Linked DNA regions of Homo sapiens: region 2 is linked to region 1. A link is a loop called in an ENCODE intact Hi-C map of the cell type or tissue named here. Cell type or tissue: CD14-positive monocyte. All regions are shown on one strand. Each heading gives the region's core, and the rest is flanking DNA. Links, peaks and the distances in the headings are about the cores only. Region 1 has its middle 97 kb from the start of TFCP2L1. Region 2 has its middle 13 kb from the start of TFCP2L1.

The links. Hi-C counts contacts between places; a loop is a spot of excess contacts. Peaks named below come from ENCODE experiments on the same cell type or tissue, not always from the same donor. Only the 100,000 strongest peaks of a DNase experiment are listed, where the experiment ranks them.
Region 2: it touches region 1 in a loop (2.0-fold over the local background); 3 of 110 quality-filtered maps call a loop at or near these places.

The regions. Positions count from the first base shown.
Region 1 is chr2:121,182,417-121,194,395 of GRCh38, forward strand. No RefSeq gene overlaps it. Among named protein-coding and RNA genes, the nearest start is that of TFCP2L1, 97 kb to the right of the region's middle. In CD14-positive monocyte, for the core only: no CTCF peak of the experiment used is centred there; a DNase peak (open chromatin) is centred at 6,725; H3K4me3 peaks cover 902 bases; H3K27ac peaks cover 778 bases.
Region 2 is chr2:121,292,332-121,304,310 of GRCh38, forward strand. No RefSeq gene overlaps it. Among named protein-coding and RNA genes, the nearest start is that of TFCP2L1, 13 kb to the left of the region's middle. In CD14-positive monocyte, for the core only: a CTCF peak has its summit at 5,296; no DNase peak of the experiment used is centred there.

The DNA.
Region 1 (11,979 bases), core at 4,704-9,703:
ATCCTGGCGTAGTGACAATTTCTGTTGCTGTAGACATCCCAGGAAATTTTCTCCTCCTCTGCTCTTCAGGAAGTTTGACCACTCCACCACACGTGGGGACATTTCCAATGTCAAAAATTATAACCAACCATAAAACCTTTTTTAATCCAAGCAACAACCATCTCTGTTGTCTAAACATGCCAAGAGGGAAAACGATTTTGCCCAGGGACCATGGCTGTAAAACCCAGGGCCACACCCAGCTCTACCCAGTTCTGTTGCCTGCCCCAGCTCCCATGAAGTCCTTCAGCCTCCCCTGAACTAAGGCTTTGCAAGAGTGACTCAGATTCCCATCACTTGCCTCAAACCATCAGTGCTGAAAGATTGAAGTCCTCACCCTTGAACCCAACTGTGCCAAACTGCAAGAAATTATTTACCTACCCACTGCTGGGGAAATCCAAAAACAGCACGTTTCCTCACCTGCCATGTGCCACGTGCCGATGCTTTCTTTTTGCCCCAAACAAATGGGTGGAAGTCCAAACATAAGGAACAGCCATCTTCTGAATTAAGTAACTCAAGCTCCAAAGGGGTGTCCACCGCTGCAGCTCCATCTGACCCCTACACTGCCTCTGGTCACACCTTACACTCTGCAAGGCCTCCTACCTGTCTCTGAGTGTCCCCAGGATGCACAAGGCTTAACAATCCTGGACTCTGGCAGGCACCTGTTCCCCAACTCTGCCTCGTTTCTTAAAGATTTATTTCATATCTTCTTTACTTTTGCGGGTGTTTGAACATGTCCATTTAAAAGTGTGGTTTTTTAAAATTTCAGTCTAAGCACCTCCTCTTCCAGGAAGGCTTCCTGGACTTTCCTGGCCAATTCAGGTATTCCCTCCTCTGGGTTTCCTGAACAAGGAGTTTGTCTCTATCAAGGTAGCACAAAGCAGTGGTTAGGGCAATGGATTTGGGGGTCAGACACATCTGGGTTCAAACCTTGGCTCCACTATTTACTTGCTATTTGAACTTGGGCAGGCCCCTAAGCCTCAAATTCTACTTTTATACAATCAGGTTGATAATAACACCTACCTTCGAAGAGCTTTGTGACAATTCAATGAGAGAAGACATTTAGAGCACTTGTATGATACCTGGCTTAAGGGATAGGCTGAACAACAGAGTATATGCATTCCTAAATAATTATTTAAACACAGATGACTCTGTAATGACAGTAAATACCTACCTGTCTCCCCATTGTACCACGGGCTCAATTTTATCCCCAACTCCTGCCAGAGGCTGGGAACATACAAGGGAACTGAATTTCTACAGAATCTTCCTCCTCCAACAAGCCATCCCGTCAGCAAACATCCTTTTTGGAAAGTCCAGGCAGCATGAAACCTACTGACCCTGCAGAATTAGAATCTAATTAGTAAATATGTATTAAGTAACTGTATTAAGTAACTACAACGTACTAGGTGCTGTGAGGGTACAAAGATGAAAATACAAAGTCTTGTTCCTCAAAGAGCTCGTGTTTTGTTTCAGGAGAGGCAATATAAGCCTTTGGAAACTTCCATCAACAACTAAGATTTAAATAGCAAAGATGGCGAAGTGCAAATCTAACAATAAGAAAAATAGAATTAATTACCAGGCACCCTGCCTCTGCCCACCATAGGCCCTCAGACCCCCATCCTGGAGCCTCACCCCTGCCCCCATCCCAGTCCTCATTCCCAGACCAGTCCCAGCATGAGAGCTGGTTTACGAGCAGCCTAAATTCTGTTCTCTCTTCCCCACCAACCCCACCACCATCACAATACTCATGTCTACTTTCTTAAGTCAAGATCCTAGGAAGTAGGTGCCCATTTTATAGATGAGAAAACCAAGGCTCATGGAGAGTAAATAACTACTCAGAGCCCCAGTTTAGTAAATGATAGAACCTGGATCCTATCGCAGATGTGTTTGGCAGCCGAGTCCAAGCATCCCTCACCAGATGGCCTGCACCAGGAGGCACTTACTGGGTGATACACCACAGTGTAAGGCAGCATTTCTGCCCCCAGGGGGTGAAGTCCAGTGGGGAAGATTATTTGCTCACCTGGAACAGCTGGTGTTATGCAAAGGCAAACGTGCATGTTGGGTGTGCAAGCAACAGAAACCCAACGCTGGTGACTGAGGAGCTGAGAATTGACAGGAAGGTGGGAGAACGGGCTTAGGAAGTGGGCAGCCACCAAGGGAGGCCCAGGGGCAAAAGCTTGGCCATGGTCCCACCTGGAGGCCTGTGGGGAAGGCCCACCAGAAGCTCATGCTCCCGCCGTAGAGGGACACCAGGGCCACTGCTGCCACCTGTGGACACTGCTGCCACCTGTGGACACTGCCACAGGAAATGGCATCTCATTTTCCCTCCACTTAATGTCACCCACCTAAGTCTGAGTCCTGGATGGAAGTGTCCTTTTAGCCACATCTGGGTCCATTTGCCCAGGAACAAGGTGAGAGAATGCCTGCCCCTTCAGCTTCCACAGTGGGTGGCTTATCTCCTGCCAATACTCACATCATAGGGCCTTATTCTCAAATAAGAAGGGGGCAAACATACTGGGTAGCCCCCTCTCCATCCAATAGCAAATGTCCCCTGCCATGATTAAGAGCTAAAAAGAATGGAATAGGTGACATGGGATCTAGAAGCTTGGAGGAGGGGCCACAAGGAGGACTTGAAGAATTTAAGAGAGGTCCATGGAAGAGGTGGGTGTGCTGACTTTGGCCTTTAAGCACAGAGAGGATGTGGCCCCGGCTCTGTCCACGATGCTTGGCCTGACCTGGTCAGGCACTGTGCAAGGGGTCCTCTGAGCTCATTCAGTGCCTGGACCATGGCAGCCACATTATAATTCTCACGGCCATGGCACCGTGCTAAGACCCAGGCATGCAGCTGCAACTTTCCCAACAGTCCTGCAGGCTAACTTCTCTGACCCATAGCTGAGAGAGGTGATAGGCCTTGATGGAAAAGGCCAGCGCGTGAGCCCAGGCCTGTCCGACTGGGAAGCCCACGCTCCTTGCCCTAAGCTGGATGCCTCCCGTTGCAATTAGATAAGGAGCCGTAACACTGTGTGTTTTACTCCTGCTGGCTGCTTTTCCCAGGAATCTTTGTAACCTTCAGGCCAACCCTATGAGATAGCGAGAGCTGCAGATGTTCACCCCTCTTGAGTAGTCGAGGAACCCAAGGCCAAGGTCACCCAGCTTTCAGGGACTGGAGTCCACATAGGCCTGGTGCCTGCTCTTCGCCCGGATCCAGCCAGGCAGCTGTCTTCAACTCATGACCCTGCAGCGGGAGGTTGTGGGGTGGAGCAATTTGAGGAACAGATCCCATTAAGCTGTGTCCATCCACATGATGTAAACCCACACCTAGCCATCCCTTGGAACACAGTGGCCAAAAGTGCAGAGGGAACATTTGTCTAGGAGAACAATGGGTATTGATTCCTCTGGCAGCTGCAGCTGGCAGGCTCTGTAGGTGGTTTGGTCTGGGGTTTGGGGTGGTGTTTATTTGGATGCCGTAGCCTGGTTACTCATCATTCTTGCTCTCCCTGGGCCCCTGGGCTGTCTGAGGACTCAGTGGGAACAGTTCAACAGCCCAGGGCATGTGCTGTGTCACTGTCCCCTGCTCTTCCTGAGAGTGACTGGCACTATGTCCTGGCTTGGGCTGGGCTATCCTGGGATGGGGGCCTGGACACTCTGGGCTTGGACTGGCAGCCCTGCAGCCAACCTTCTTTATATGGGGCACACATGCTCCTGAGAACTTGCTAGACAGGACCGTGTCCGTGCTCCATTTCCTGGCCACCTGCACATCAGTCCAAATACTGTTTCTCCAACACACACACACACACATAGGCAGACAGGCCGCTGCCTACCTCTCACCACCACAGTCACTTCAGTGGCCTGGGAGGAAGGTGACCTCGAGCAGGTCCTGGTTCAGACACCAGTGCATGGCCTGTCAGAGCCTCTCAGGCCTCAGTGCCCCCAGCTGCAAGATGCGGCTCCACAGCAAGCCCTCTGTGCCTCACCTGCATCCTGCTCCAGGCGCCTCTGTCTGCAGACAGCTCTGTGCGCGTGCCCGTGGAGCACGCCCTGCCTGGGCACCACACATCACCACCAGAGAGGCAGGAGGCAGGAGCACCGGGACAAAGTCTCCTCCCACCTCCCCCAGGATGAGTTTGTGCAGCTTCTGGGAACTGGGGCCCAGGGCTCTCCACCAGTGCTATCTGCCATCAGTCCTCCTTTCTCCAGCTTCACTCTCCTGTCCATCGCTCCATCCCCCGGGGTCACACGCCCTTAAGTTTCCATACAGAAGCCAAAAGCCTCAGGCTCCCTGAATTTTGGGTGAGCCCAGGTAAAGACAATGGATGTGAGAACTTCTCAGGCCTCTATTCTGTGACATATGAAGGTATGAAGGGCATTTATTTATTTATTTATTTATTTATTTATTTATTTATTTAGAGATAGAGTCTCTGTCACCCAGCCTGGTGTGCAGTGGCGTGATCTCAGCTCACTGCAACCTCTGCCTCCTGGGTTCAAGCAATTCTCCTGCCTCAGCCTCCCAAGTAGCTAGGACTATGGGTGTGTGCCACCACACCAGACTAATTTTTGTATTTTTAGTAGAGAAGGGTTTTCACCATGTTGGCCAGGCTGGTCTCAAGCTCCTGGTCTCAAGTGATCTGTCTGCCTCGGCCTCCCAAGGTGCTGGAACTACAGGGGTGAGCCACTGTGCCTGGCAATACGAAGGACATTCTTAAAAAAAAAAAAATTGAAGTCCTGGGCCATTTTCATCTCACACCCAGCTGGCATCTCTGCCTCCTTTACTCCTTGGATAACTAACCCTTAATTCCGTCCTCTGTAAAATGAGGCTGACCCCTTGAGGAACTTCTCCAAGGATTGAATGGAGTAAGTCCATAATGTGCTCTGCACAAGGCCTGGTACCCAGAAGGTGCTCAATAATTTTAACAACCAGCACAGAGGCCTGAATGGGGTGCGGGGGGCAGTGGCTGGAATCAGAACACCTGGCAGTTTGCAGCTGTCCCTCAAGAGGCGCTGGCATCCCGGCTGGCGATGGCACTGGATGGAGCCACATTTACCCAGAATCTGTCTGTCCTCCACGAGCCCCGAGATCCAGCCTTTGCAGGCTGGGTGATGCACACCCTGGGTCCTGAGCCCAGAATTGGGGCCAAGATTCCGGGAGGCGCTCAAGATCAACAAGCTTCGGGTTTCCTGGTTGAGGTCCTGCACGTACAACATGTTCCCTCTTTCCAGAAGTGGCGAGGGTGCAGCCCAGAGGACCGCCCTCGAGCTTCTCTGACACCCTGACTGCCCCCAACCCCGAGCCCTCTGCCCTCAATTTCCCCCTGAGCTGCCTCATCCCATCCACCTGAACAAACGCATGTGGCTCAGAGGCACTCATCGATGCAGCAGGTTTCACCTTAGCCTGAAGATCTGCGGCGCCTCCGCCCCACACCCAGGGCTGGCATTTCATTCTGGGTGTCACATGGCCCCCAGGGCCTTTATGACTGCAGGGCCACTGACAGCATCTTCATTCATCTCCAGCTGCTCTGGGGGCCCAGGCAGGGCGGGAATCCATAGTAGGGTGAGAGGCTGGCCACAGCCTGCTCCCCTGCCATGCACTAGCACTGTCCCTGGCCCTCTGGCTGAAGCTGCAGGTTGCCCAACACAACCCTCTAGAGCCATTGACCCATGCGGGTCCCTGAGTCAGCTATAAATTCTGCTCAGCCCACACATGCGGCTCCCCAGGATGCCCTCCCCCACCTCCCTCCTTGGCTGCCCAGGACTTCAGAGGCCACACATCTGTGGGGGACTTTGGAGTCAGAGCTGTGTCGATCACATCCTCAGGGCATGCTTGTCCTGCTGCCTGGCCTCCCACCACAATCCTAGACCCAAGCTCGCCCACCCCTACAAGTCTCCAGGATGATGGGTGCACAACACAACTTGTATCAGGCTGATCCTTTGATCAGATTCCTTCCGTGGCTCCCCAGGCTTTCAGGATGGAGTCCTCCAGCCTCTTGCCTGCCTGGCAGCCCAGCCTCACCAGCCACCTTGCCATCCCCATGCCCGCTCTATCTGTTTCCCAAAGGCTGTCCCACACTCTCGCCATGGGCCTTGGCACATTCTGTTTCTACTCACTGGGATGCTCTTCTCTTCTTTGATAAATGATCACCTACTCATCTTTCAAGACTCGGCTTCAACCTTAGAAAAACTCGCATGATAAAGATGCCTCCAGGTGAGGCTGGGTGTCTTCCTCTGGGTCCTACAGAACTTGAATGCCTTTCTGTCCTGTTATACCCACAATCTGCTTGCTGTTCTGATTCCACCTAGTGATCGCGTTTTTGAAGAGTCTCGTGTCTCTTTCATCCCCTGTGGGTTGGGCAAAGTCTCAGAACATGGTAGATTTCAAAAAATATTTGAGATGGATGGAAGGATGGGCAGATAAATGGGTGGATGGATGGATGAATGGGTGGGTGGGTGGATGGATGGATGGATGAGTGAATGGATAGATGAAGGACAGCTCTCATAAGTAGCAGAAAGGTCCTAAATTTTCCTACATCCTCCTTAAAATCTTTGAACATAATTAAATTGAATCGAAAAGTCTCAATCAGAGGGAGAGTTTTGTCCTTGGGACACTGACTTTATTTATGCAGTCAGCACTTATTGTGAGCCTCCCAGAGGCCCAAAGGAGAAAGAAAGCCAAGTAAAGGGAAGGCCCTGCCCACAGGAAGTGGTGCAATCACTCAACAGACTAGACACATCTGGGAGAAACTCACAAGAGCCCACCAGCCCTCCACAGAGCAGTGCAGCAGGTGCTGAGAGACGGGGACGGGCAGGTCAGAGAGTTGGACAGGGTTGCCCCAGAGCTGCTCTGTGGTGAGCACTCAAGCCCTTTAAAACTGACTCCTTCTCAACCCCATCTTCTTCATCCCACAAGATATACAAGAACATGACCCAAAGCTGGAGCTGACCCTCTAGCACTGACTCTCATGTGGACCTGATTGTAAACCTGAACCAGGCTGCATGCGGTGGCTCACACCTGTAATCCCAGCACTTTGGGAGGCTAAGGCGGGCAGATTGCCTGAGCTCAGGAGTTCGAGACCAGCCTGGGCATCATGGCAAAACCCTATCTCGACTAAAAATCAAAGAATTAGCTGGTGTGGTGGTGCACGCCTGTAGTCCCAGCTACTCGGGAGGCTGAGGCAGGAGAATCACTCGAACCCAGGAGGCAGAGGTTGAAGTGAGCTGAGACTGTGTCACTGCACTCCAGCCTGGGTGATAGAGAGATACTCTGTCTCAAAAAAGTACAAATAAATAAAAATAAAAATAAAAATAAACCTGAACTTTATCTTGGGGGCTAGATCTGATCCTGACCCTAACCTGGACCTAAACCCTAGCTGAGATCAAATCTGAACCCAGACTTTAATCTTTACCCACGAGAGGGCTCCAGAAACAGTTGGATGGCAAGGAGCCAAACTGAACTCAGAAACTGTCTGACAGGAAGGTTCTGGCAAACACAAAGCAGATTCAAAGAGTGGCTCCATTGTAGAAAACCCACCTATGGCCCCTGCACACAGCCCAAGGTCCTTTGCCCAAGACTCAGGTGTCCCAGAGACACAGGCATCTTCAGTGCTTCCGGAAATGGGCTGAGGGTTCCCCAGGCCCTGAGGCCAGTCGAGGTGTCTGTGGACAGCAAAGAGGAACAACTGCACTTCTGTTCTCTGGGTGCCCCCCTTACACCTCACTGCCCAGCCTCCGCCAGTCATTGACCCTCAACCTGCCCTCGAGAGCCTTGTGCATGGGCCGGGCCCTGCACCAGGCACTCCGGCTGCAAGGAGTGCAGACATGCAGCTCCTACCCTCAAGACCCCAGTTCCAGTTGAGGAGGCAAGGCTGCTCCCTCATTCACTCAGCATTTATTGGCCCACAGGTTTGGGAACCTGATTTGGGGGACTAATAACCAGGGCTGGGCACAGTGGCTCATGCCTGTAATCCCAGCACCTTGGGAGGCCGAGGCAGGTAGTTCACTTGAGGTCAGGAGTTCGAGACCAGTCTGGCCAATATGGTGAAATCCTGTCTCTACTAAAAATACAAAAAATTAGCCAGGTGTGGTGGCAGGTGCCTGTAATCCCACCTACTCGGGAGGCTGAGGCAGGAGAATCGCCTGAACCTGGGAGGTGGAGGTTGCAGTGAGCTGAGATGGCGCCATTACACTCCAGCCTGGGTCACAAGAGTGAGACTCTCCCTAAAAAAATAAAATAAGAAAACTAATAACCATTTGTATAGGTTGCTTAGTGAGCATGGACATGGAGCAAAGAGAGCTGGATCTCAAAACTGCCAGGCTGATCAGCAGGGGGATTGCACCTGTGAATAGAATGGCCACTGCACTCCAGCCTGGGTGACATAGTGAGACCATCTCTTAAAAAAATTAAAAATAGGCCGGGCGCGGTAGCTCACGCCTGTAATCCCAGCATTTGGGGAGGCTAAGTCGGGCGGATCACGAGGTCAGGAGATCGAGACCATCCTGGCTAACACAGTGAAAACCCGTCTCTACTAAAAATATGAAAAATTAGCCGGGCATGGTGTCAGGCACCTGTAGTCCCAGCTACTCGGGAGGCTGAGGCAGGAGAATGGAGTGAACCCAGGAGGCGGAGCTTGCAGTGAGCCAAGATGGCACCACTGCACTCTAGCCTGGGCGACAGAGCAAGACTCTGTCTCAAAAAAATAAATAAATAAAAATAAATAAATAAATGATTAAAAGAAGCGCTGGATAAACCGAGAGCCATGTTGCCAATGGGTTCAGCGTTCTGAACATGCACCGGCTGGAAAGTCTCTCCCCATGGGCATTGCGGGCGTGGGCACTGCCAGTGTTTGCCTTTGTGACCCTCCCTTTCCGAGTGACAGTAGCAGAGACATTCCTTCATCTAATGTTGCAGCAAGCAGGAAGACGTTTGGCTTCAGATACTAGGACAGCCTGTTCCGTGATGCTTATTGATGCATGGTAACAAGATGGCTGCTGCCCCTCCAGGACTCACAGACACATTCCAGGCAGGAAATGAAGTAAAGGGGCCAAAAAATTTCTTGTCAAAACTTTGCTCTTCCCTGGGGGCTTTTGCCTAACTCCTGGTGTCCAGAATTGTATCACGTGTCTACTCCTAGCCTCAAGAGAGATTGGGCAGTGGAGTCATTTCGTGTTCTAGGTCTGTAGTAGAGAAAGGCAAGGAGAAGTGGCAGTGGGTGGGAGGCTGGGCAAACAACCAGCAGTGTCTGTCACAGATAAGACAAGTGATAACTTTCACCCAGGGTACAGCAGAGCCTTGCTGGGCTGGGAGCTGCTGTGTCTTCTCCAAGGGACTTCGTAGTAAGTGGTCAGAATCTGGGCTGCTTCTGGCATTAATAAGTCTTTGTTACGGGTTCCTGTTAGGGAACCCGGAAACTTAAGACCCCTTCTCCGTGCAAGTGCCCTGCTTGGTCTGGGAGAGCGTGCTGACCATATGGCAGTCTGCCCTCTCCAAGCCAATCCCAGGGCTCTTCAAGAATGGGTGCTTCTGGGCCGGGCGTGGTGGCTCACGCCTGTATTCCCAGCACCTTGGGAGGCCGAGACCGGTGGATCACGATGTCAGAAGATCGAGACCAGCCTGGCCAACATGGTGAAACCCTGTCTCTACTAAAAATACAAAAATTAACTGGGCACGTGCCTGGAGTCCCAGCTACTCAAGAGGCTAAGGCAGGAGAATCGCTTAAACCCGGGAGGTGGAGGTTGCAGTGAGCCGAGCACCACTGCACTCCAACCTGGGTGACAGAGCGAGACTCCATCTCAAAAAAAAAGAAAAGAAAAGAAAAAAAAGAATGGGTGCTTCTGGTCCTAGTGCCAGTGTTTGACGCCTCAGCCTGCAGTGCCCTGCTCTCCACTCTGCTTATGCATGGGCACCCACCCTTCCCATGCACCTAGGCCCACCTTCTCCAGGAAGCCCTCCAGGATGGCTCTACTCTCTAAACTCCCTTCTTGCAACCCCTCAAAACTCTGCCCCTCCTCAAGAGTCAGGCAGCCAGACCTTCCTCTCCCCCACTCCCCTCTGCCCCAAGTCTCACCTTCACAAGCCTTCCTAAATAGAGCATGAGTTGTGAACACAACCCAAGGCCCCACAGCAGAAACTGTCACTGCCCCACATGTCACTTGCCCTGATTAGCTGGTATTTTCTTCAATGTCTACCAAGGCGCAGACTGAACCAGGCCAAGGCTGCCCCTGACCAGCTCCCTGTGCCTGCCCCCATGTAGCCTGTGAGGTCCACGTCAGCCTGAGTCTTTAGTGCTTTCTCTTCCACTTCAAGTTTGGGGAGGCCCCCTGTAAGACACCCACAGTGCAGGGCCAGCCATCCCTCTGGCCGGATACCCAGAACGAGCCCCTGCTGGGCAGCCCCAGCAGACCAGGAGAAAACCCTGTTTACAGGCGTGTTAGCCCAGAGCCCACCAGGCAGAGTGGAGAGGCATTCAAAGGGGTCAGAGGGACACCGTGAAGTTGCACGGAGAGCAGAGGTCAGCGTCAGCATGGGGAGCTGGGTCTCAGGAAAGACGGGGAGGAGTAGTGCCCTGTGATTAACAGCCTTTGTAAAACCTGCCACAAGTCCCTCTCCTAATGGGTGGTCACTCTGCCCTCACACACCTGCAGAACTCCTGCTGGGCACACCCTGCACACATCGTGACGTCCTTGGTACAAGGGGCAGCCTCTCCTGCCTCCGTGCTCAATCTAATTGCCCCCCGCCTTGCCCCATCCCAAGCAAATCTTTGACATCCCTGATTAAATGACCTCAAACTCAGATTCTCAAATTAAAGCAGCAATTCCCAAAAATGTTTTCCTTGGCACACTGGTGTCCCTGAGTTAATGGAGGGCCAGAGGGAATACATTTGGTAACTGTTGGATAAAATAGGATGTAACAACCTTTTTCACTGCAGACCTTCTCAGAGCCTTCAGTATGCTCCTGTGTGGAGTGGCTCTGACAGGAAACTACCATGTACAGCATTTCCCAAACTTATTTGGACACTGACTGTGAAATACAAAGAATATCCATAGACCACAGTTTGGAAAACTCTAAAACAGGTAATACACTTATTCATTCATTCACGTATTCATCCAACAAATATGTGTTTGGCCCTGTGCTGGGCACTGGGGTGGGGCAGTAATTGAAGCAGATGTTGTCCTGCCCTCATGAGCTTACCTTCCACTGGGGGGACAGACCTAATGCCACTTTCTTTCCTTTTTTGTTTTTTTGTTTGTTTTTTCTTTTCTTTTCTTTTCTTTCTTTTTTTTTTTTTTTTTTTTTTGAGACGGAGTCTCGCTCTGTCGCCCAGGCTGGAGTGCAGTGGTGCTATCTCAGCTCACTGCAAGCTCCACCTCCCAGGTTCATGCCATTCTCCTGCCTCAGCCTCCCGAGTAGATGGGACTACAGGCACCTGCCACCACGCCCGGCTAATTTTTTGTTGTTGTATTTTTAGTAGAGATGGGGTTTCACCGTGTTAGCCAGAATGGTCTTGATCTCCTGGCCTCGTGATCCGCCCGTCTCCGCCCCCCAAAGTGCTGGGATTACAGCCTGTTTGTTTTTCTTTTTTTCTTTTTATTATACTTTAAGTCCTAGGGTACATGTGCACAACGTGCAGGTTTGTTACATATGTATACATGTGCCATGTTGGTGTGCTGCACCCATTAACTCGTCATTTACATTAGGTATATCTCCTAATGCTATTCCTCCCCTCTCTCCTCACCCCACAACAGGCCCCATGCAGCTATAAAAAATGATGAGTTCATGTCCTTTGTAGGGACATGGATGAAGCTGGAAACCATCATTCTCAGCAAACTATCGCAAGGACAAAAAACCAAACACTGCATGTTCTCACTCATAGGTAGGAATTGAACAATGAGAACACTTGGACACAGGAAGGGGAACATCACACACCGGGGCCTGTTTGGTTTTTTTTAATGCCA
Region 2 (11,979 bases), core at 2,876-7,875, 110 kb after region 1:
CTGACCTCCGGTGCTCAGGTGATCCACCTGCCTTGGCCTTCCAAAGTGCTAGGATTATAGGCATGAGCCACCGTGCCTGGCCTACATATGAGATATATATGTATATATACACACACACCCCCACCTACTCAGGGGTATAGCAACTCCTCCTAGACTGGGTGGGAGATAGATAGATAGATAGATAGATAGATAGATAGATAGATAGATACATAGATAGATAGATAGCTCCCATCCAACCTGGGCTATTTGGTGCATGACAAAATAGAGAGAGAGAAAGAGAGACAGAGAGAGAGCGCATGCTGGATTGTGAAGTACAGTGGTGTGAGCTTGCTCACTGCCCCCTCAAATTCCCCGACTCAAGCAATCCCTACACCTCAGCCTCCCAAGCAGCTGAAACTACAGGCGCATACCACCACACCTAGCTAATTTTGTTTATTTTTTACAGATGGTGTTTCACTATGTTGTGCAGGCTGGTCTCAAACTACTGGAGTCAAGTGATCTCCTGCCTCAGCCTCCCAAAGTGCTGGGATTATGGGCATGAACCACTACACCTGGCCATATGTTTGTGTGTGTATATATTTTTTTTTTTCAAAAAAGATGGGGTGTATTAGTCCATTCTCGCATTGCTATAAAGAAATACCTGAGATTAGGTAATTTATAAAGAAAAGAGGTTTAATTGGCTCATGGTTCTGCAGGCTGTACAGGAAGCATAACATCTTCTTCTTGGCGTCCACTGAGGCCTCAGGAAACTTCCAATCCTGGAAGGCAAAGGGGGAGTGAGACGTTTCACATGGCCAGAGGAGGAGGAAGAGAAAAGAGAGGGGGAAATTGCTACACACTTTTAAACAACCAGATCTCGTGATAACTCATTCACTCACTATCACGAGAGTAGCACCAAGGGGATGGTACTAACCCGTTCCTGAGAACTCCACCCACTTCCAGCACTGGGGAGCGGGAAATTACGATTTGACATGAGATTTGGTGGGCACATAGATCCAAGCCCTATCAGGGGGTCTCACTGTATTGCCCAAGCTGGTCTTGACTCCTGGCCTCAAGCAATCCTTCTGCCTTGAACCCCAGTCCCTCCAATGCAAAGACCCTGCTCTGACTCTCCTCCTCCTCCCTCTCCGGCCTAGATTGCTCCCATCAGTCCTTCCAGCAGCAGTCAAGTATTCTCATTCTGACAAGGGCTGCCCTGCTCCCTGCTCAGTAGTCACAGCGAATTGCCCTGGGTGGAGTTGGCCACATGCACTTTGGCACAGTGCCCTCCCTCTAGGGCCAAACAAACACCCTGTTATCTGCTTCACACCTCCTTCTGCAAAACGCCCTGTTACAGGTGCCAGTCTCTGCAGGGGGCCACGGGGAGCAGCTCTAACCCAGGGACTGCGGCTCCAGAGACATGGAGGAAAGCAGTGAGTGAGACTACACAAAGCCCCTGGCTGGGGGCACGGCTGAGGCCAAGGAGGGAGAAAACACAAGTGCTCCCCATTCATTAGCCCGCTTAACTCTCAACATCCTAGGGAGGTAGATGTCATCACACCCACTTCACTGATGAGAACACCGAGCCCCTGAGATTCAACAACTTGTCCAAACTTGCACAGCTGGAGGACGGTAGAGCCAGGACAGGGCCCAGGGTGGTCCGGCTTGAAAACCCAGGCCCCATCTGCTGTACCAAGCTGAAAGGACAGGTCAGACAAGAAGTTGGAAGAATTTTCTTGAAGAATTCGACACACTGGGGGCTCCCCAGCGAAAGAGCACAGCCAGATCACCCTATAGTGACAATGTGTCAACAGCCCCTCCCATACACTCTGAGCTACCAGGGCAGCTCCCAATATGAGCAGGTAATCGTGGATTGCTCAACACGTGAAAAGGGGCTCTACCATAAGAGATAGAGACCAAAACACAAATGCAGTCATGGGGTGTTGGGGACCAGAATCAAATGGGAGGAACTAGAGACTGCACACAGAGAGAAGACATTAAGAATCTGTCAGGAGCCGGGTGCGGTGGCTCATTCCTGTAATCCCAGCACTTTGGGAGGCTGAGGTGGGTTGGATCACTTGAGGCCAGGAGTTTGAGACCAGTCTGGTCCACATGGCAAAACCCTGTCTCTACTAAAAATACAAAAAAATTAGCTGGGCATGGTGGTGCACACCTGTACTCCCAGCTACTCGGGAGCCTGAGGCACGAGAATCGCTAGAACCAGGAGGTGGAGGTTGTGGTGAGCTGAGATCACACCACTGCACTCTAGCCTGGGTGACAGAGTGAGACCCTGTCTCAAGGAAAAAAAAAAAAAAGAATCTATTGGGTATTGGGGCCAAACACAGTGGCTCACACCTGTAACCTCAGTGCTTTAGGAGGCTGGGGCAGGAGGATCTCTTGAGGCCAGGAGTTCAAGACCATCCTAGGCAACATAGTGAGACCTGTCTCTACCAAAAAAAAAAAAAATTTAAAAAGGAATCTCTTAGTGTTGGCATTGGCCATCCCTGAGCTCTAGCTCAGGAAGGCAATGGATGGTCACTGTGTCCTTTGGGCCAGCCCTCATGAATAGCACACACACTATGCACTGCAGCAGCTCTCCAGCATATGGTTGCAGAGTTTGTGCTCTGCAAGAAGCACTAGCCAAGGTGGGGGCTAGGAGACCCGAAGTTCAGCCCGTGCTCCTCTCACCAAGCCATGTACCTGGCATGGGGCTGCACCACCTAGAGGAAAATCACCAAAAGTACCACCTGCTCATTCATCTGAGTGCCCATGTCTGTACCCACCTGGGGCCACACAGGCTGTTAAGTTTCTGTACTTTTTACACCTCAGCTCTTTGCCTCTCTACTGTTCCCACTTCCTAGAGCACTTGCTCCTCAGTGTCCTCCTCCCTGGCCCTAGTTTGCCTAACTGACTTTCATGAGGTTCAGCTCAGCATCACCTCCTCCAGGAAGCCTTCCCTACCCGCCCAGAAGAGTAGGCCAGGTGCTCCTCTCCTTCACTCTAAGCTCTGTAGATGTTGGTTCAGTACAACCTCACAGCCCCACAAGTCCAGGCTTAAGATGTCACAGGATCCTTAGGGTGTTGCTTCACCAGCCAGAGACCTCTGTGGCTGGTGGCACCTCTGCTTGGGTTTTGCTTGCACCTGCTGGGCTCATTCCTCCCACTCAGCCTGGCAGGCTGCATTCGGCTTGCACTACCAGCCTGGATCCCACACCTGCTAAGGGTGGGATCCCACACCTGCAGGTGGGAGTGTTGAGGGGTGTGTGAGCAAGCGAGTGTGGGGTCCGGCCACTGCTCACAGCCAGGGGCACCAACTGTGGCAGGGAGGGCATCTCCAGGCGCTGGGTCCATGCCAGGCTGAGGGTGGACTAGACATACCACAAGTGGCTTCTGCTGCGGGCACCAGCATCTGGACAGGGGGAATGTAATGGCACCTGAAAGCTCGGAGACACTGGGAACTGCAGAGCCCCAAAGAGGGTGTTAGAGCCTGTCACAGTCCTGGTTTGGGGAGCCCTGAGGTCTGGGCTCCCAGAAGGGCCACAGCTCTTCTCTCCTTCTTGTTGCCCATAATGTGGTGAGCAGGGGACATGCTTCAGTCTTGTTTGTTCTACAACTCTTTCAGTCCCAGTATTCATTGGATTGCAAGTTCTTGTACTGCATCTAGGAAGAATGAGGTATGCAGACAACTGGAGGGTTAGCAAGGCAGAGAGGAGCGTCACTGAACAACAGAACAGCTCTCAGGAGACCCAAAGTGGGTAGCTCCTTTCCGCAGGCAGGTCATCCCCACCTGTGTGTGAGTCTGGCTGAGTCTGGGGTTTTTATGCGCTCAGAATGGACGAAGTGCATGCTGATTGGTCCATGGTCAACCATGGGCAGGCCTGGAAAAAGCACCATCCAGTTGGCCAAATGGTCATCAATGAAGTTCTCACTCTGTGCTGTGGACTTCCTCCAGAACTGGCAGCCTTGCCCCCAGGCTTCAGGCCATCCCTGGCCTGTAGGTGGAGTTTCACCAAGGACCCATCCTTCCCACCTAGGAACCTGTCTGCTTCCTGCTGTCATCAACATGTCATCCACGGTGCCCAGGCTGTTCACACTAAGGGGCAACTGCAGGCCCTTGCTGAGCTGCCCTCAGGCCCCTGGCCTCCCTCCCATGCTCGTCAGTGCCCAAGGTCTGGAGGGGGCTGAGGTGAGGAGGGGGCTGGTGTGTCAGCTCTGTGCCAAGCATGTGCACAGCCAGCTGGGTTGCAACAGCACCTGGGCACAGCCACAACTTTGCTCCAGAATCACAGCAGGCCCCGGGAGTGAGAAGAGGCCTGAGAGCAGGAGCAGGCACTTCTGAGCCTGTGGGGGCCAGGAGATTCTCAGGCCCCTGAGAGTACAGGGATGCCCCGGTTTGAAGCTGTGGCTGGGTGGCTGCATCCATGCCTGGGAGTACAGGGGTCCCACCCTGCCAACTCAGTAGGGGGCAGGCCTCCCACCTGTTCCTGCCCCACCAGCTCTGGAGAGAGCATAGCCCCACCTGCACCACCCCTGCTGCAGCTGGTGTCCCCACAGCGGCTTCTCCAGATGGGCTGCCACTGCCATCAAAGAGAGAAGAGAGGACAAAGCTTGCCAAGAAATGAGGTTGAGCTTGGGAATAAGACAAGCCTGGCTTCAAGTTTGCCTTTGTTACTTACTAGTTCTGAGACCTTGTTTAGTCCGTTTTTTTATTGTTGTTTTTGTTTTGTTTTTTGGGGTTTTTCTGTTTTTTGTTTTTTTGGAGAGAGGGTTTCTGTCATGCAGGCAGGAGTGCAGTGGCACAGTCATGGCTCACTGCAGCGTCAACCTCCTGGACTCAGGTGATCCTCCTACCTCAGCCTCCTGAGTAGCTGGGACTACAGGTGCATGCCATTATGCATGGCTAAGTTTTATATTTTTTGTAGAGACAGGGGTTTCACTATGTTGCCTAGGCTGGTCTGAAACTCCTGGGCTCCAGTGATCCACACACCTTGGCCTCCCAAAGTGCTGGGATTAGAGGCGTGAGCCACTGCACCTACCTTTGATTAGAGTCTTAACCTCATTTATCTTGACTTTCTTCCATGTGAAATGGGACTACTTCCCAGGGAAGTTTTAAGGTTCACGTGAGATATTGTGAATGAAGTGCCCGGCACAGCACCAAATACGCACTAGGTGCTCAGTTAATGTTTGCTTCTCTTCCTTGGGTTCAGTCCTACCCAAAAGCATGGATGGCGTGTGTGTGTCTGTTGCCTGCCGAGCATGGTCTGATATTGGAGAAACGTAGTCTATGCCCCCGCTGAGATCAGAGAACAGCAGCTGTCCTTGGACTGCTCCTACTGTGCTGCCTCCAGTGGTCAGAGGCAGGGATGCCATTCCTCATTGCCTTTTCTGTGAATGCAGCAGGCACTTGCCACGGTTGCCTAGAATCTTTTGTGCTCTTCCCCATGCTTTGTTGACAGATATTTCATTAAATCTAAGCTGCCATCAATTGTAAGATGCATCATTATTTTATGGAGCAGTAAGAGGAAATGCAGACAGTTAAACACAGGCATAATGCTTTCTTATCATTTAGCATTTGTATTTTGTTCTTGAAAGATCTCATTTAAGGCCAGGCATGGTGGCTCATGCTTGTAATCCCAACACTTTGGGAGGCCAAGGCGGGCAGATTGCTTAAGCCCAGGAGTTCGAGACCAGCCTGGGCAACATAGGGAGACTCTGTCTCTACAAAAATACAAAACAATCGCCAGACATGGTGGCTCGTGCCTGTAGTCCCAGCTACTTGGGGGGATGAGGGATGAGCTCCAGCTACTTAGGCATCAACTTGAGCCTGGAAGTTTGAAGATGCAGTGAGCTATGATTGTACCACTGCACTCCAGCCTGGGCAACAGAGTGAGACCCTGTCGCAAAAAGGAAAGATCTCATTTCTATTTAGTGAAGTGTAGATCTCTCTTGTGCATATATTTTAATTTTTTGAGATGGAGTTTCGCTCTTGTTGCCCAGGCTGGAGTGCAGTGGCATGATCTCGGCTCACTGCAACCTCCACCTCTCAGGTTCAAGCAATTCTCCTGCCTCAGCCTCCCGAGTAGCTGGGACTACAGGCATGTGCCTCCACGCTCAGCTAATTTTTGTATTTTTAGCAGAGATGGGGTTTTACCATGTTGGCCAGGCTAGTCTCGAACTCCTGACCTCTGGTGATCCACCCGCCTCGGCCTCCCAAAGTGCCAGGATTACAGGCGTGAGCCACCGCGCCCAGCCCTTGTGCATATATTTTAAAAGGACCCACATTTATTGCAGAGTCTTCTGGATCCCTTTTATACTCAGAATCGCCTGTGTTGCTGGTTTGGCACCATAGGCGGTGCGCTGGGCCCTGATGAGCATTGGCGTTGCAGCATTTTTGAAGAGAGTGCTTCACCGTTGGCCCAGGATTTCCTTCCAAGCCGCTGATGCCCCCTCTGCACTCTTTCAATGCAGATGCTCTCTTGGTCTTAGGCAGAGATTTCATGTGTGTGCAGGCAATGTCAACCACATTACCAAACTGCCAAATGGCAGAGGCATCACCAACTGTCAGAAGCATCCTGATTTCAGAGACATGAAAATGTGGGGAAAATGTGTGTTTTAGAATCAGTGAAATACACTGGCTCCCCAAAACTGTGAATCCTGTCTTTTTCTTAAGGTCAAAATTTGGTAAGCTACATTTCCCAGCCTCCCTTGCAGGCAGTGACCCAACTTCCGTCAATAAGATGCACCCATAGGAGGTTTTGATTTGGAAGCAACATGAGGAAGCAGGATGGGTGGAGGTGGTCTGTTGCTGGTATAGGAGGCAGCAGAGACAGTGTTTCTGGGGTTCATCACAGCAATTAAGCAGTGCGTTGTTTCTGGAAGCTTTGCCTGGACCTGCTTTTTTAGCCCTTCTAGCAATTCTGGTGGGGATAAATTCCTCTCTGCCCCTACTAGTTAGAGTTGCCCACTTAAAATCTTTTTTTTTTCTTTTTGAGATGGAGTCTTGCCCTGTCACCCAGGCTGGAGTGCAATGGCACCATCTTGGCTCACTGCAACCCCCTCCTCCTGGGTTCAAGCGATTCTTCTGCCTCAGCCTCCCGAGTAGCTGGGATAACAGGCGTGTGCCCCCGCATTCAGCTGATTTTTGTATTTTTGGTAGAGACGGGGTTTCATCATGTTGGCCAGGTTGGTCTGGAACTCCTGACCTCAGGTGATCCACCTGCCTCAGCCTCCCAAAGTGCTGGGATTACAGGCGTAAGCCACTGTGCCAGGCCCGCTTAAGATCTTTTATTTCCTTTTTCCTTGTTAACAAAACCCTGATTTTACGGGGTGTCAGCAGTGTGTGCCCAGCTAAAAAAAAATCTGTATTTCCTAGGCTCCTCAATGAGAGGGCTAACCACATGACTAAATTCTGGCCAATGAGATGTAAGAAGAAGTTGATGGGCGGAGCTTTGGGGGAAGATTCCATAGCAGGTGAGCTGGCCTCAGTGTGTCCCCCAAGGTAAGGTCCCTCAGATGTGTTGTATGGGTCAGCTTCCCAAACTAGGGTTTCCTTTTATTATTGTTAGTTGTTGCCATAGGGCACATATTTGAGGGAAGTAGCTTCAAAAACAAAATCACACCCTGAAATATTTATTTGGAATTCTGGTAAGGCAACAAAAATATGAAGCTTGAGGTTTCCTGCTGTTTATTGATAACCTCCACGGGAGACAGGGGACATTCTTTTGGTTCTGTACACAGGTTTGTACATAGCATGTTTGTACACAATCCCCATTCAGCATGATAGGAGTCTCTAGGCACAAATTGGCCACGTGTTTCTGTAGATAATGTTAGTGCAGAAAAGATTTGACAGGCTAGAAGCTGACTCTATTGCCTTGCCTTTTCTTTTCTTTTTTTCTTTTTTTTGAGATGGAGTCTTGCTCTGTCGCCTAGGCTGGAGTGCAGTGGCACGATTTTGGCTCACTGCAACCTTTGCCTCCTGGGTTCAAGCGATTCTCCTGCCTCAGCCTCCCAAGTAGCTGGGACTACAGGCTTGCGCCACCAGGCCTGGCTAAGTTTTGTATTTTTAGTAGAGACGGGGTTCACCATATTGGCCAGGCTGGTTTCAAACTCCTGAACTCAAGTGATCCGCCCGCCTCGGCCTCCCAGAGTGCTGGGATTACAGGCGTGAGACACCGCACCTGGCCTGCCTTGCCTTTTCTGAAGTAAATTTTGAATTATATGACCACTGACTTTTGTTTTATTTTGTATTTTCAAGCTTTGTCACTGAATTCTTTAATGTCTGTCTTACAGAAAACCCGTATTTGTAACTCCACAAATGCTGATTTTCCTCACATTTGTCCTGTACCCCTTTTGGTACCCTCAGAAGTTGATTTTGGTTTTCATGATGGGACTGTTTCTTAGTGTTTTGAATTGGAATAGTTTTGCCTCCTGAAGCTTTAAAATATGGTTATAAGTTTTTTTGCAGATTAGGTGGTCCTGTGTAGCATTTGTTGCAACATGCCATGCCTGTTTAACACTGGATACAGCACTGGCTCATTACATTCTGTTGAACCTAGTGGTGAAATCTGGGTAGGATTGTTCCCACCTAAAAGTTCCTAATACTTTATACAAATACATTTTATAGCAAAGGAAGATGGGAGAGAGAGCCAAATCAGTTGACCAGCCTCCTTTTGCCCTTGCCTTTTCTGCTTCCTCCCTGCTTTGAAGGGAGATGTGAAGGCTGGAGCTCAGGCAGCCATGTTGGGAAAGCTAGATGCCCATTCTAACGTTGAGCAGAAATACAAAAGGAGCCTGAATCCCTGGAGACATCATGGAGCCATCACTTCAGCCTTGGATTACCCATCAGATCCTAGTTGATACTAATCGATCCCAATTTGGTATCTCAAAGGGGGGCTGCAAGTTACAGAAATCTGCAGTTTGGGAATTGGCTGAATGGAGAAGGTTGGGTTTGGGGCTGTAAAGGTTAAGTTGTGGTGAGCTGAAAGGAAGGGGAAGGGAGGAAGGGAAAAGAGAAGGAAAGGAAAGGAAAGGAAAGGAAAGGAAAGGAAAGGAAAGGAAAGGAAAGGAAAGGAAAGGAAAGGAAAGGAAAGGAAAGGAAAGGAAAGGAAAGGAAAGGAAGGAGGGAGGAAGGAAGGAAGGAAGGAAGGAAGGAGTTTTCTGCCCACTGGGAAGATCTAATTAAGGGTGTTGCCTTTCCACCTGGACTTATTGTTTCAAATGACCTCAAGGCATGGGCAGAGGGGGATGGGCAAAGGGCAGAGATCATCAGTTACAGAGCCCCAAATTTTCAGACTAAAAAAAATATTTTTACAGTAAGTATAATAGTGATGGGATTAGCATCCAGAATATATTAAGACTATCCATAAATCAATGAGAATGCAACAAACCACCCAGTCACATAATGGGCAACAGAATTGAAAGGACATTTGCTCAGAAGAGGGAACACAAATTGCCTGTAAATACATCAAACATAGCTCAACCTCATTAGTAATCAGGAAAATGAAAATTCTGGCCCTGAGATAAGATTTCAGTCAAAAGACTGGCAAAAATTTTCAGAAGACATCAAGTATCGGCCAGGATATGATGGTGTACATTGATGTAACACTGCAGAAAATAGTCTATCAGGAAACAGTCAAACACGTACATACTCCATGACCCAGTGATTCCACTCCTAAATACACAGACCTTCTCTACTTATGCTTACAATGATTTGACGTATGATTTTTCGACTTTGCAATGCTGCAAAAGTGATACACATTCAGTAGAAACTGTACTTCGAGTATCCACATAACCATTCTGTTTTTCATTTTCAGTAGTGTATTTAATAAGTTGCATGAAGACTGGGCATGGTGGCTGATGCCTGTAATACCAGCACTTTGGGAGGCCGAGGCAGGTGGATCACTTGAGGTCAGGAGTTCAAGACCAGCCTGGCCAACACGGTGAAACCCTGTCTCTACTAAAAATACAAAAATTAGCCGGGTGTGGTGGCCCAGCTACTCAGGTGGCTGTGACAGGAGAATCGCTTGAACCGGGGAGGCAGAGGTTGCAGTGAGCCGTGATCACGACATTGCACTCCAGCCTTCGAGACAAAGCAAGACTCCATCTAAATAATAATAATAATAAGTTACATGAGCTATTTGATACTTTATAAAATAAGCTCTATGTTAGATGTTTTTGTCCAACTGCAGGCTAATGTATGTGTTCCGAGCACATTTAAGTTAGGCTAGGCTAAGCTATAATATTCGGTAGCTTACGTGTATGAAATGCATTTTCAACTTACAATATTTCCAGTTAACAATGGATTTATCAGGATGTAACCCTATCTTAAGTTGACAAACATTTGTATTTTCTGGAGAAACGCTTGAACATGTAACCAGGGATCTGTTGCAAAAAATCTTCAGAGCAGCAGTGCATATAAAAATAGGGGCAGTTGGCCGGGCGTGGTGGCTCGTCCAGCACTTTGGGAGGCTGAGGCGGGCAGATCACGAGGTCAGGAGATCGAGACCATCTTGGCTGACACGGTAAAACTCCATCTCTACTAAAAATACAAAAAATAAGCTGGGCATGGTGGCGGGCACCTGTAGTCCCAGCTACTCGGGAGGCTGAGGCAGGAGAATGGCGTGAACTTGGGAGGCAGAGCCTGCAGTGAGCCGAGATCGTGCCACTGCACTCCAACCTGGGGGACAGAGCAAGACTCCGTCTCAAAAAAAAAAAAAATAGGGGCAGTAAGGACCCATGATCAACTGTAGAATGGCATAACGTTTCTTAGCAGTGAAAATGGAATCAATGTAGCCACTGCATCAACATGGTTCAATCTGAGAAGCATAATGTTGAAAGGAAAAACTCAAGTTGTAGGAGGATTTTTTTTCTATTTGTAGAAAGTGCAAAAAGGGGAAAAACTCAACAATATAATAGAAAGAAATATGTAAATATGTGGGAAAATGTAAAGAAAAGTAAAGGAATGGTTAATACAAAATCAAGATTTAAGTCCCCCTGGGGAGAGAGAGAGGATGTGACTGGAGAGGGGACCCGGGCTTCTAAATTGTATGTTCTGTTTCTTAACCTAAGTGTGGGGGGTGGAGTGAGAACATGGGGGTTTGTTTTCATTTTGAAATGTCTATATCTATGATATGCACTCTTTTATGTATGATGCATTTCACAATCAAAACAAAACAATCAAAAGAAAACAAAATCAATCACAATCAAAACAAAACAAAAAAACCTGGGAGAAGCAAGCTATTGGCCTGTGGTTACTTGCATGTAGATTTGACCAGAGTAATATACCCTGCAAGCAAACTTACTATATTACAAAAAAATAGAAAATCAAAGGCTGGCCACATGGCTCTGACCCTGAACTCATGCCAACAGGAAGCCTATTGCAAAAGCCCTAATTATGGTTTCTGGGAGGGGCATGTCCTCAATGCCCACACCAGCCGTGGCCCGGAGGGATAATGGGCCAGGAAGATCCCCATGGATGGCACACCCAGGAGTGCCTCATGAGCTGGCCAAGGGGACTCACTCCACTGCCCAGGCAGCAAGGCTTCAGGATGTGATCACATTCTGGGGTGGTGATTGTGATGTATTTCCTAGTGTCTCTTTTTTGAATGAGTTTTTGTTGTGGATGCCCCATTCTTTCTCTACCACTGTATTTTAGGTGTGTTTGGGACAGATGATTTATCTTTCAGATTATGAGTTGCAGGTCCCTAACAAGATACATCCCCCTCTGATGGAGAGGACAACACACCACCCAGGGACCCTGGACTTTGAGCTGGTTACAGTCACTGGATGACAGGTGGGCAGGGCACATGTGTTCTGTGGATGGGAAGGGCACATGATGGGTGATAGATGGCCCAGGGAGAAGACAGAGTGGAGACTGCTCTTGGTCACCAGTATAAACATCCCCTTTCTTCCTTATTAATCAAATCCTGATTTTGTTGGGGGAACAATGTGCTTAGCTAAAACAAACACAAAAACTGTATTTAGCAGTCTTCCTAGCAGTTG